Regions from separate parts of the Homo sapiens genome. Here region 1 is linked to region 2. A link is an interaction called in ENCODE POLR2A ChIA-PET data of the cell type or tissue named here. Cell type or tissue: endothelial cell of umbilical vein. All regions are shown on one strand. Each heading gives the region's core, and the rest is flanking DNA. Links, peaks and the distances in the headings are about the cores only.

Region 1 (5,385 bases), core at 326-5,325, 440 kb before region 2:
GCCTGGGCCACAGAGCAAGACCTTGTCTCTCTAAAAAACAACAACAACAAACTTATAGCCAGAGGCTTAGATGTAATAAGACCTAGATGGAAGCAGTTGACAACTATCACAAATTAAGGTAAATAAGAGCCATTCCCCTTTACTAGAGTAAATTTTAGCACTCACTAACCAATGATTCAAGCTTAAGATATTTTTTCAGAATTTTCTTAGGTTGGACATTTTTCCTGAACACAAAAGTAATATATGTCAATGGTAGAAAATTTTTCAACTATAAAAAATTATAAAGAAGAAAATAATAAACATTCATAATTCAAACCTAAAGATAACCACATCTTTTTCTTGGTATCTTCCATGGGATAATCACATTTAATTCAGTTTCAATGAATAATATTTACAAAACTAAGATCATACTATATGGTTTTTTTTGAAGATAGGGTCTCATTCTGTTGCCTAGGCTGGAGTGCAGTGGCACAGTCACAGGTTAGTGCAGCTTCAGCCTCCCCAGGCTCAGGTGATCCTCCCACCTAAGCCTCCTGAGTAGCTGGGACTATAGGCGTGTGCTGTCAGGCCCGGCTAATTTTTGTATTTTCTGTAGAGGCAAGGTTCCATTATGTTGCCCAGGCTGGTCTCGAACTCCTGAACTCAAGTGATCCGCCCACCTTGGCCTCCCAAAGTGCAGGGATTACAGGGATGAGCCACCATGCCTGGCCTATATGTCTTATTTGTATTTCATTTTTTTCTTAACATTATGCAGATTTTTTCCATGCCAATAAATGTTTGTAGACCTATTTGTTTATAGCCTACATATGATTCAAACTCTGAGGATGACCCTGAGTTTCTCCTTTGAGAAGACCTATTTTTAAAGGAAGGGGTGCTTGTAGTGGGCCAAAGCTGCCTGAATAGAAAGCTACTGACTTGCTGGGAGAATGATATTTCTTACTCTCTTCTAACAGTATATTTCTGCCGGATAAGTATATTTCTTATAATCAAAATAGCATTTGATGGTGGTACGTACATCCAGTGCTTCAAATTTAAACCCTTACCTGTATATATTTCCCTTTGGCAGGTAAATACACTGAGTAAAGAGCTACATTCAGAGTTCTCAGAAGTTATGAATGAAATCTGGGCTAGTGATCAAATCAGAAGTGCCGTCCTTATCTCATCAAAGCCAGGCTGCTTTATTGCAGGTGCTGATATCAAGTAAGTTTTAGGAAACTTGAAGTCACCTTTTATCTTGGTTAATAGTGTGTTTCTTAGGCCTAATAATTTCTCCTTTTAAAAGAAAGTAGAAGTGCTGGGCACAGTGACACAGGCCTGTAAAATTGAAAATGTACGTATCAGGCTGGGTGTGGTGGTTCTTGCCTGTAATCCCAGCACTTTGGGAGGCCGAGGCAGGTGGATCACATGAGGCCAAGAGCTCAAGACCAGCCTGGCCAACATGGTGAAACCCTGTCTCCACTAAAAATACAAAAATTAGGCATGGTGGCACACGCTTGTAATCTCAGCTACTCAGGAGGCTGTGGCACGAAAATCCCTTGAACCTGGGAGGCAGAGGTTGCAGTGAGCCGAGATCACACCACTGCACTCCAGCCTGGGTGACAGAGTGAGACTGTCTTAAAAAAAAAAAGTATATACACACACACACACACACACACACACACACACACACACACAGAGTATATATATATATATATACACACACACACACACACACATCATGTGATCTAGAGAAATCTCACCCCTTGTTTATAAGAACCAGTGTACAAGGATGTTTGGTCCTGTGTAGTGTGAAATAATGAAGAATTTAAAACCAAATGTCAGTCAGTAGGAAAATGGGTAAGTAAAATGTGGACTATTCACACAATAGAATACTACAAAACAGGTAAAAGGAATTAACTAGATCCACAATATGATGTTAGAACTCAAAAACATAAGGTTAAGTTAAAAGAAAAGCAAATTGCAGAATGTTTCATACAGTATATAGTTTCTATAAATGTTTTAAAACCAAACATGGAATAATTCTTGATACTATTTATGGACACAATCGTAGTTGGTCTGGAAGGAGACACTACAAACATGAAGATGGCTGCTTTGGGGAAATGAAGTGGGTGGTAGGACTTGATTGTTAAAGGCAGCTTTACAGATGCAGCTAGTATTTTCTTTTCCTCTGCTAAATGGTGGAATGCATGCCTACATTAACTTATTTACAATTGTTTACACATACATAAGGAGGGGAAATGATATTTTAGTGTCAGTTTAATAGGTTAAAATGTTAAGTTGTCAATTCCATTAAAATATGGGTATTTGTTATGTTCTTTGTATTTTAGACAATGATAGCCAGCATTGTAGGTTTAGTAATTTGTACTGAAAGTGTAATTATTTATGTGTAGTAATCAGTCTCTTGTTAGGCACAAATAATTCAGCTAGAAGAAAAACCACTTGATAAGATAATTTTGGGTCTTCTAAAAAATTAACATTAAACAGAACATTTATAAAGTCTAACAAGACACTGATGTACCTGGCAGTAGCTACCTATATCCAGAGGAAAATACATGTAGCTTCTATGAGGCCAGCTGAGCAACTCTCAGTGTATAAAATTACAGAATATACTAGTTATCCTTGGTCAAAAGTACAAAATCCATATCCTAAGTGTGTTCACAAAATAGCAAATGAAACAAACTGAAATTAAAGGACATTGAGTGGAACATCATTGCACCTGATCATTTTTATTTACTTATTTATTTTTGAGACGGAGTCTCCCTCTGCTGTCCAGGCTGGAGTACAGTGGTGCGATCTCGGCCCACTGCAACCTCCACCTCCCAGGTTCCAGTGATTCTCTCGCCTCAGCCTCCCGAGTAGCCAGGACTACAGGAATGCAGCACCACGCCCAGCTAATTTTTGTATTTTTAGTAGAGACGCGGTTTCACCATGTTGACCAGCCTGGTCTCGAACTCCTGACCTCAGGTGATCCACCTGCCTTGGCCTCTCAAAGTGCTGGGATTACAGGCATGAGCCACCATGCCTGGCCTACCTGGTCATTTTTATTCATTAGTGGGATCTGTTAAAATGTTTTAGATTTCTCTAAACAACCTGGAAGCTTTTCTTTTGCGTCATTTTTATTGCTGTTAACTACCTGATAGTGAAATGTTTAATCTGATAGTGAAGTAATTTACCAAAGATGATTTTCCCTTGTACCAAGCTTTGTAATTTAATGATTTATTACAGAAGTAAAAATAAATTATGCAACACATTTATGTTTTCTGGATCCAGAATTTTTTTTTTTTTTTTTGAGACAGAGTCTCACTCTGTCGCCCAGGCTGGAGTGCAGTGGCGCGATCTCGGCTCACTGCAAGCTCCACCTCCCGGTTTCACACTGTTCTCCTGCCTCAGCCTCCCAAGTAGCTGGGACTACAGGCGCCCGCCACTATGCCCAGCTAATTTTTTGTATTTTTAGTAGAGACGGGGTTTCACCGTGTTAGCCGGGATGGTCTCATGGATCCAGAAGTTTAACACTCTTTATGGAGAAATGATGTTGCTGCTATTGTGCTATTTGAAGCAAAATCATTCTTAACCTTCTATTTGAAGATTTGTCATCAAATATTGATGCATGATAGGATAAGTGTATAGTGAATAAGTATTGAACCAAATAAATTATAGTTTTATCTTTTTCTCTGTTCTCTACTTTTATGGATAATGCAGCATGTTAGCCGCTTGCAAGACCCTTCAAGAAGTAACACAGCTATCACAAGAAGCACAGAGAATAGTTGAGAAACTTGAAAAGTCCACAAAGCCTATTGTGGCTGCCATCAATGGATCCTGCCTGGGAGGAGGACTTGAGGTATAGATATTCTAAAGTTATTGAGACACTGTCCAACTCATTGGTGGCATTCATCAGCTGTAAACCCTTAGGCTACTGCTTTGCCTGGAAAAAGTTTCTGGAGGAGAATCCGCTTTGTTTTTTGTTTTTTGCTTTGAGACGGAATTTTGCTCTTGTCTCCCAGGCTGGAGAGCAATGGCACGATCTTGGCTCACTGCAACCTCTGCCTCCTGGCTTCAAACAATTCTCCTGCTTCAGCCTCCCCAGTAGCTGGGATTACAGGTGTGCATCACCATGCCCAGCTAATTTTTGTATTTTTAGTAGAGATGGGGTTTCACCATGTTGGCCAGGCTGGTCTCAAACTCCTGACCTCAGGTGATCCTCCCGCCTCGGCCTCCCAAAGTGCTGGGATTACAGGTGTGAGCCACTGTGCCTAAATAGCTTTGTTTTTAGTTATCAAACTTCTGGATAGGTGTTAATCCTTAATCCACATGACACAGAGCAAGTGGCACAAAGCAAGTAAATGAAGGTGTGATGTTTTCATTTGAACTGCATCTCTAATGTCCTTTTCAGCTGTAAAAATCTTGTTCAAGTTTGCAGGGCAAAGATTCAGAAGTGTGATCTAGGCTCTTAAGCTACTTAAGTCTGGTTGAGACACATAAAGCATAATATAAGTGCTTTGTCAGTAGTAAAGACGGTAAATAATAGAAGATTTGAGAGAAGAGATGCTTACTAGACCCGAACATGTAGGAAAGAAAAGAAGGGGAAAAGGAAACATTCATTGAGCACTTTTCACATGCTGAACTCTGTGCCAGACACTTTCACATATGCAGTCATTTACCACATAACGTTTCAATGACCAATTGCACATACAGCAGTGGTTCTATAAGACTGTAACACTACATTTTTCTATACCTTTTCTGTGTTTAGATACAGAAATGCTTATCACTGTGCCACAGTTGCCTACAGTATTCAATAGTCACATGCAGTCCAGGTTTGTAGCCCCTTAGGACAGGGGTCCCCAGTTCCCAGGCCATAGCCTGTTAGGAACTGGGCCCCACAGCAGGAGGTGAGCAGTGGGCGAGTGAACATTACCACCTGAGTTCCGCCTCCTGTCATATCAACAGTGGCATTAGATTCTCATAAGAGCTGGAACCCTGTTGTGAACTGCACATGAGAGGGATCCAGGTTGCGCACTCCATTGGCCTCTATTGCCTGATGATTTGAAGTGGAACAGTTTCATCCTGAAACCACTCCCTCCCACCCCACCCCCAGTTCTTGGAAAAATTGCCTTTCACAAAACCTGTCCCTGGCGTCAAAAAGGTTGGGGACTGCTGGACTAGGAGCAATAGGCTATCCCATATAGCCTAGATGTGTAGCAGGCTCTGCCATCTGGGTTTGTGTAAGTACACTCTGCGATGTTCACACAACAACAAAATTTCCTAATGGTACATTTCTCAGAACATATCCCCCTCATTATGTGACACATGACTATATTAATTAAGAAAACCTGTGCCTGGTCCTAAACTATAAGCAGAATTTGATTAACCAGAATATGGAGGGAAAAA
Region 2 (5,385 bases), core at 240-5,239:
TTTAGTAGAGGTGGGGTTTCACCATGTTGGCCAGGCTGGTCTTGAACTCCTGACCTCGTGATCCACCCGCCTTGGCCTCCCAAAGTGCTGGGATTACAGGTGTGAGCCACTGCGCCCATCCAGCCCGCCGCACCTGTCTTGTCTTTGTATTTTCTTGGCAGTTTCTTTCTCAGATCAGAAATGTTTAATGAAGTCTAGTGTATCACATTTTTTCTTTTGTGAACTGTGTCTTTGGTCTTGTATCTAAAAGTCATCATAAAACCCCTAGATTTTCTTCAATGTTATGTTATGTTCTGGGAGTTTTAGAAATTTTCATTTTTGTTTAGGTCTGTGATCCATTTTGAGTTAATTTTTTGTGAAGCGTGTGAGACCTGTATCTGGATTTCTTTTCTTTTTGACATGTGGAGTTCTAGTTAGGAATTTAATTTTGATTTTATTTTAACTTTAAATAGCCACATGAGGATAGTGGCTACCACACCAGACAACATTCTAGGTTTTACCTGGATTTGTTCTTAAGGTCTTAAGTCATCCATAGCCTTTTAGGATGCTTTTATTTTACTTGCCTAAACTTTGAGCACTTAATGCTCTAACAACCCTCCTTAGGAAAAGAATGCTTTTCATTTCTACTAGCAAACACTGAATTTAGTCTGCTGGTCTTTGCTCTTATTCCGTTTGGTGTCTACTTCATAACTCACCTGAAAAGCTTTCGTTAGGGAATAATGTCTGTTGCTGCAGCTTCCCTGGAATGGATTTTCCAGTTAAGGATATGAATTATTGCCTAATTACTGCTAATTATTCTGTAGCTTCTTGTCAGAGTCTATTCAAAGAGGGCAAATCTTGTTTATCCCAATATTTATAATTTAGCTGTACATGGCAAGGCAAATTTTAAACCAACTCTTGATGATTCCTTTACAAGGACTGACATGTTCCAGAGCAAAACAGACATTCAAGATTTTTTCTAGCTTGAATATCCTTTTAGATTTGAGTGATGATAGGTGAGTTGTCTTTGGAGCTAGAAGCTCAGGTTATGTTGGAATACTAGACTCATTCATTTAAGTCCCTTCAGAATGGTTACTATGCCTATATTAGAAAAATAGTTATAATTCACTACCATCCCTCTGTTAATGTTTTTGCTACTCCTGGAGAGAATTGAGATAATTGATGGCCTCATCTGTTCTCTGCTATAGCTACTACATACATAATTTGAGCGAACTTTGTAATCAGAGAATCTTAGCTTTAAGTTGATAACCACTTAGAGAGCTACCCAGACCTCAATTGTTAGGAATAAATGGAATGAAAGCAAGACAAAGAGGGTGCTTCTGACTAGTTAATTGTTGATGTGTGGTTTTAAATTAATCCCTGTCAGTAGTGAAAAGAGGTGTAGTCCAGGGCCCTCCATTCCCTGGGGTCCACTAAGCACGTATTTTTGAAAAAGTGAAGCCAAAAGTGTAAAGGGCTGTCTCTATCCCCTGCTTCTCCTCATTTTATTTTTTTTTATTTTAATTTTTTCGCTTCTTTTCACAAGTGTTGATTCTCCTCATTTTAAGCTTTTCCTTTTAAGTTTGGAATTGTAGATCTAAGATTAGGAGCCAAGCCAGGTCATCAAGTAAGGGAAGCAATTAGCAAGATTCATGTTTTCTGGATGGGATTGGGACAGGGAAATCAATATTAAAGAAAGTCTTGTAAAATGGGAATATACTTGGGGCCCTTGCTTTTCAAGAGCCACATATGCTGCTCTTTGAATAGTGGCTGTTGTATCTGTGTTTCTTTTGCTTATAACTAACGGTTATTAATGGCTGTCTCTAAGAATTTGAGGTGAATGTGTTAAGATGTAGGAAGATCCAAGAATTAACCATAGAACCCTATTGTCAGTAGCCGAATAGGTAGATATGAATAACATAACCTTGCTCCACACTCTGCATAATAATAGAAGACATGAACAATAAGGTAATATCAAATTGAATATTGGGTCCAATTGTTTTTGAGCTGCTTTTCATTTATTCCTTTTCTAGAAATTATTATAATATTGATTATTTGTCCTCAGTTTACAGTAAGATGAGATGCTCTATAAAGCTCTTTTCTGGTTGCAGGTAGTCTATAATAAAGCCTAGAGGAAAATGGGCGGTGTGTGGTATCTAGAAGGTGAGGTGAGAGGTGCGCATGATGTCACATGTGATTCATGTTTAAGCAGCTCTGATATTCTCAAGAAATGAATGCCAAGCTACCAATTATGAAGAATGATTTAGTCTCTCATAGAATATGCATCTGTCTTTCATGGGTCATACATGTGATATAGATACCATATAATTTGTAGGTATATATTATATATTTGTGGATGTTTTTGTAGTCCAGTGCAAATTAAAGTGACAGACATGTAGCCAGCAGTGAGTATACAGCAAAGCAGTTCTAAATCTTAGTTATCAATAAAGGTAAAGCAAGCTAATTGTGCCTATTACTTTTTCTTATTTCGGGCCTTTACTCTCAATCTGACATCACTTTATTTCAAATGCATTGTAAGACAGGAAGAACACTGAGATAGTATCAAAACCCACTTCCTTTTATGTACAAAAATAAAGAGCTCTGACAGCAAAACTGATACTTCTAGTTGAAAATCGATAGAAACTTTCTTGATATATGTATACCTTTCAGCCAAATAGGAACAGAGAATAGAACTTTGAAATTCAGTCCAATATTAAAACTAGTTTATTGATTTCTGTGTAAAGTGGAAGACTTAAAAGTTTGTAGTTTTGGTTGCTAGTTTTCAGACAGGATACACAATGTTCAGAGAAGAGTTTTATGGAATTCCAAATAAAGGTAAGGTGGAATAATAACTTCAGAAAAATGAATACGAAAATCACTATTTATATTGCTTTTTTATGATCATAGCTAAGTGAAGTCTCTGCCTTTTCCCCAAAATAAAATATTGCATTATGAAGCAACTGTAGGACTATTATTTTTATCTTCTGATAGAAAAAGTTTTGTTTAGATTTTGGTCTGCTTTTAAAGTGTCTTAAGAATGAAATTAATTACATAAAGTATACCTTTTCTCTGTAAGGAATCACTGTTTCCTCTAGTGTGAACTAATGTTAATTTTACTGCTTGTTCAGAACTACTTTAAATCAGGAATTTGATATATATTGTGTCTGGAGTTATTTAAAATACCATAAACCTATCTACCTTCTAACATTTACATGTGTGTTAAGTTACTGAATGGGTATGATTATGTCTCCTTTTAAAAGTATACTGGAGGCAAAACTTTTTTTGGCAAGTTAACTTAGATGGAGAGAGACCTTTAGGAGATTTTCTCTTTTCCTCTGAGGTTATTATTGGTGGCTGAATTGGAGGTTTTAGCACTGTGTTGTGTTAAAGATGGCTACACTGTTAGGGCTTTGGATAGTTAGACTACCCAGAAGCAAGGAAAGTGTTGAGGTGTGGCCTTTCCCATTTAGGCCAGGGGACTCTGAATATAATCAGGAAACACCGCCTGCCTAGTTTGGAGTAGATTGCACTTGGTGTTGGAGGAAGGGACTTAGAACTAAAAAGGATCCATTACCTCTAAAGAAAGACCTGTTAGAATAAAAACTCTCCCTCAAGAGAAACATAACTGTTTCTAAAGATCAAAATCATTTCGGAAACTTCGATTATTATCAGTGCTTCAACAATCAATTCTTCAACTATATATAGTTCTTAAGTTTCAATTTTGTTACCAATCCTTCAGTGTCTGATCTCTCCCTAATACTTCATAGGGGCCCATTAAATGTCTTTGGGAGAAAATAAAAATTTAAGTCAGAGATTATTTACTTAAGCTTTTAACTCAAATGCATCTACTATTAATAGTCTGTATCTTTTTGACCTTGTTCGACATTATAATCATCCATTGAAATGGAAAATTCTCAATGCTGTAATAATGTATGTATGTACCTTTTGACTTAAACTCAGTGAGCAGTATGTAAATATCCAGCAACGAGAAGCTACTGCAGTGAACTATGTAAAACTGACTGATAAGCCTCAAGTTCCAAAATTTGTTTTGTTATATTTATTTTATTTATTTTTTGAGACAGAAACTTGCTCTGTCACCCAGGCTGGAGTGCAGTGGCATGATCTCAGATCACTGCAACCTCGCCTCCCGGGTTCAAGCGATTCTCCTGCCACAGCCTCCCCAGTAGCTGGGACTACAGGCGTGCACCACCATACCAGTAGAGCCAGAATTTCTCCATGTTGGGCAGGCTGGTCTCAAACTCCTGGCCTCAAGTGATCTGCCCGCCTCAGCTTCCCAAAGTGCTGGGATTACAGGTGTGAGCCGCCACGCCCGGCCTAAAATTTGTTTTAAATGTTTTTCTGAAAACACTTAATATTAAGCTTTAAAAAAAAAAATTTATCAGCCGAGTGCGGTGGCTCACGCCTGTAATCCCAGTACTTTGGGAAGCCGAGGAGGGCAGATCACGTGAGTTAAGGAGTTCAAGACCAGCCTGGTCAACATGGTGAAACCCCTTCTCTACTAAAAATACAAAAATTAGCTGGGTGTGGTGGCGCACACCTGTAATCCCAGCTACTCGGGAGGCTGAGGCAAGAGAATCACTTGAACCCAGGAGGCCTCGGAGGCTGCAGTGAGCCAAGATCACGCCACTCCACTCTAGCCTGGGCGACAAAGTGAGACACTGTTTCAAGAAAAAAAAAGAAAAAAATTATTTACTAGATTACTCTTTGGGTTTCTTTTATGTAATGATTTTTGTTTTTTTGTTTTTAATCAAATAATAGTAACTCGATCTTTTGATCAGAATTTGTTAATCTTTTATTTCTATATGTTTATGTAGAAGCAAGCATTTTTGTTTCTAATTAGACAAAAAAATGTGTTGTTAAGAATTGTTTTAATCTGTTGAGCAGTCCACATTGGAGGATAAAGTTATAATCCTAAAAAGTGTTGTTTAAGCCATTAGTTTATTGATAACAACCAAAGTAATATCTCCGTTTAAACTACTTGTTAGGCAGGCTGTGGTGGCTCACACCTATAATCCCAGCACTTTGGGAGGCCAAGGTGGGAGGATCACTTGAGCCCAGGAGTTTGAGGCCAGCCTGGGCAATATAGTGAGACTCCTGTCTCTACAAAAAATAAAAAGTAAAATTAGCCGAATGTGGTGGTGTGTGCCTGTAGTCCCAGCTACTTGGTAGACTGAGGCAGGAGGATTGCTTGAGCCCGGGAGTTCAAGGCTACAGTGTTCTATAATGGGACCACTGCATTCCAGCCTAGGTGACAGAGCGAGACCCTGTCTCAAGAAATGAATGAATAAACAAGCAAAGAAACTACTTGTTACACTCATGCCTTCTCCAGTCTGTATTATTTGCCAGGTATTTGGGAAACAAATTTGAATGAGGTGTCAACCCCAC

What was found. ChIA-PET counts read pairs that join two places held together with the same protein. Peaks named below come from ENCODE experiments on the same cell type or tissue, not always from the same donor. Only the 100,000 strongest peaks of a DNase experiment are listed, where the experiment ranks them.
Region 1: POLR2A ChIA-PET joins it to region 2 with 7 read pairs; 2 of 35 experiments call an interaction of 5 or more read pairs at or near these places.

What each region holds. Positions count from the first base shown.
Region 1 is chr2:26,232,670-26,238,054 of GRCh38, reverse strand. It overlaps HADHA (hydroxyacyl-CoA dehydrogenase trifunctional multienzyme complex subunit alpha), which reads left to right. Exons shown (of 20, transcript NM_000182.5): 4 at 1,067-1,200; 5 at 3,700-3,838. Among named protein-coding and RNA genes, the nearest start is that of HADHA, 9.3 kb to the left of the region's middle. In endothelial cell of umbilical vein, for the core only: no CTCF peak of the experiment used is centred there; no DNase peak of the experiment used is centred there.
Region 2 is chr2:25,791,901-25,797,285 of GRCh38, reverse strand. All of the region lies in intron 5 of ASXL2 (ASXL transcriptional regulator 2), which reads left to right. Among named protein-coding and RNA genes, the nearest start is that of ASXL2, 84 kb to the left of the region's middle. In endothelial cell of umbilical vein, for the core only: no CTCF peak of the experiment used is centred there; a DNase peak (open chromatin) is centred at 2,635; H3K27ac peaks cover 392 bases.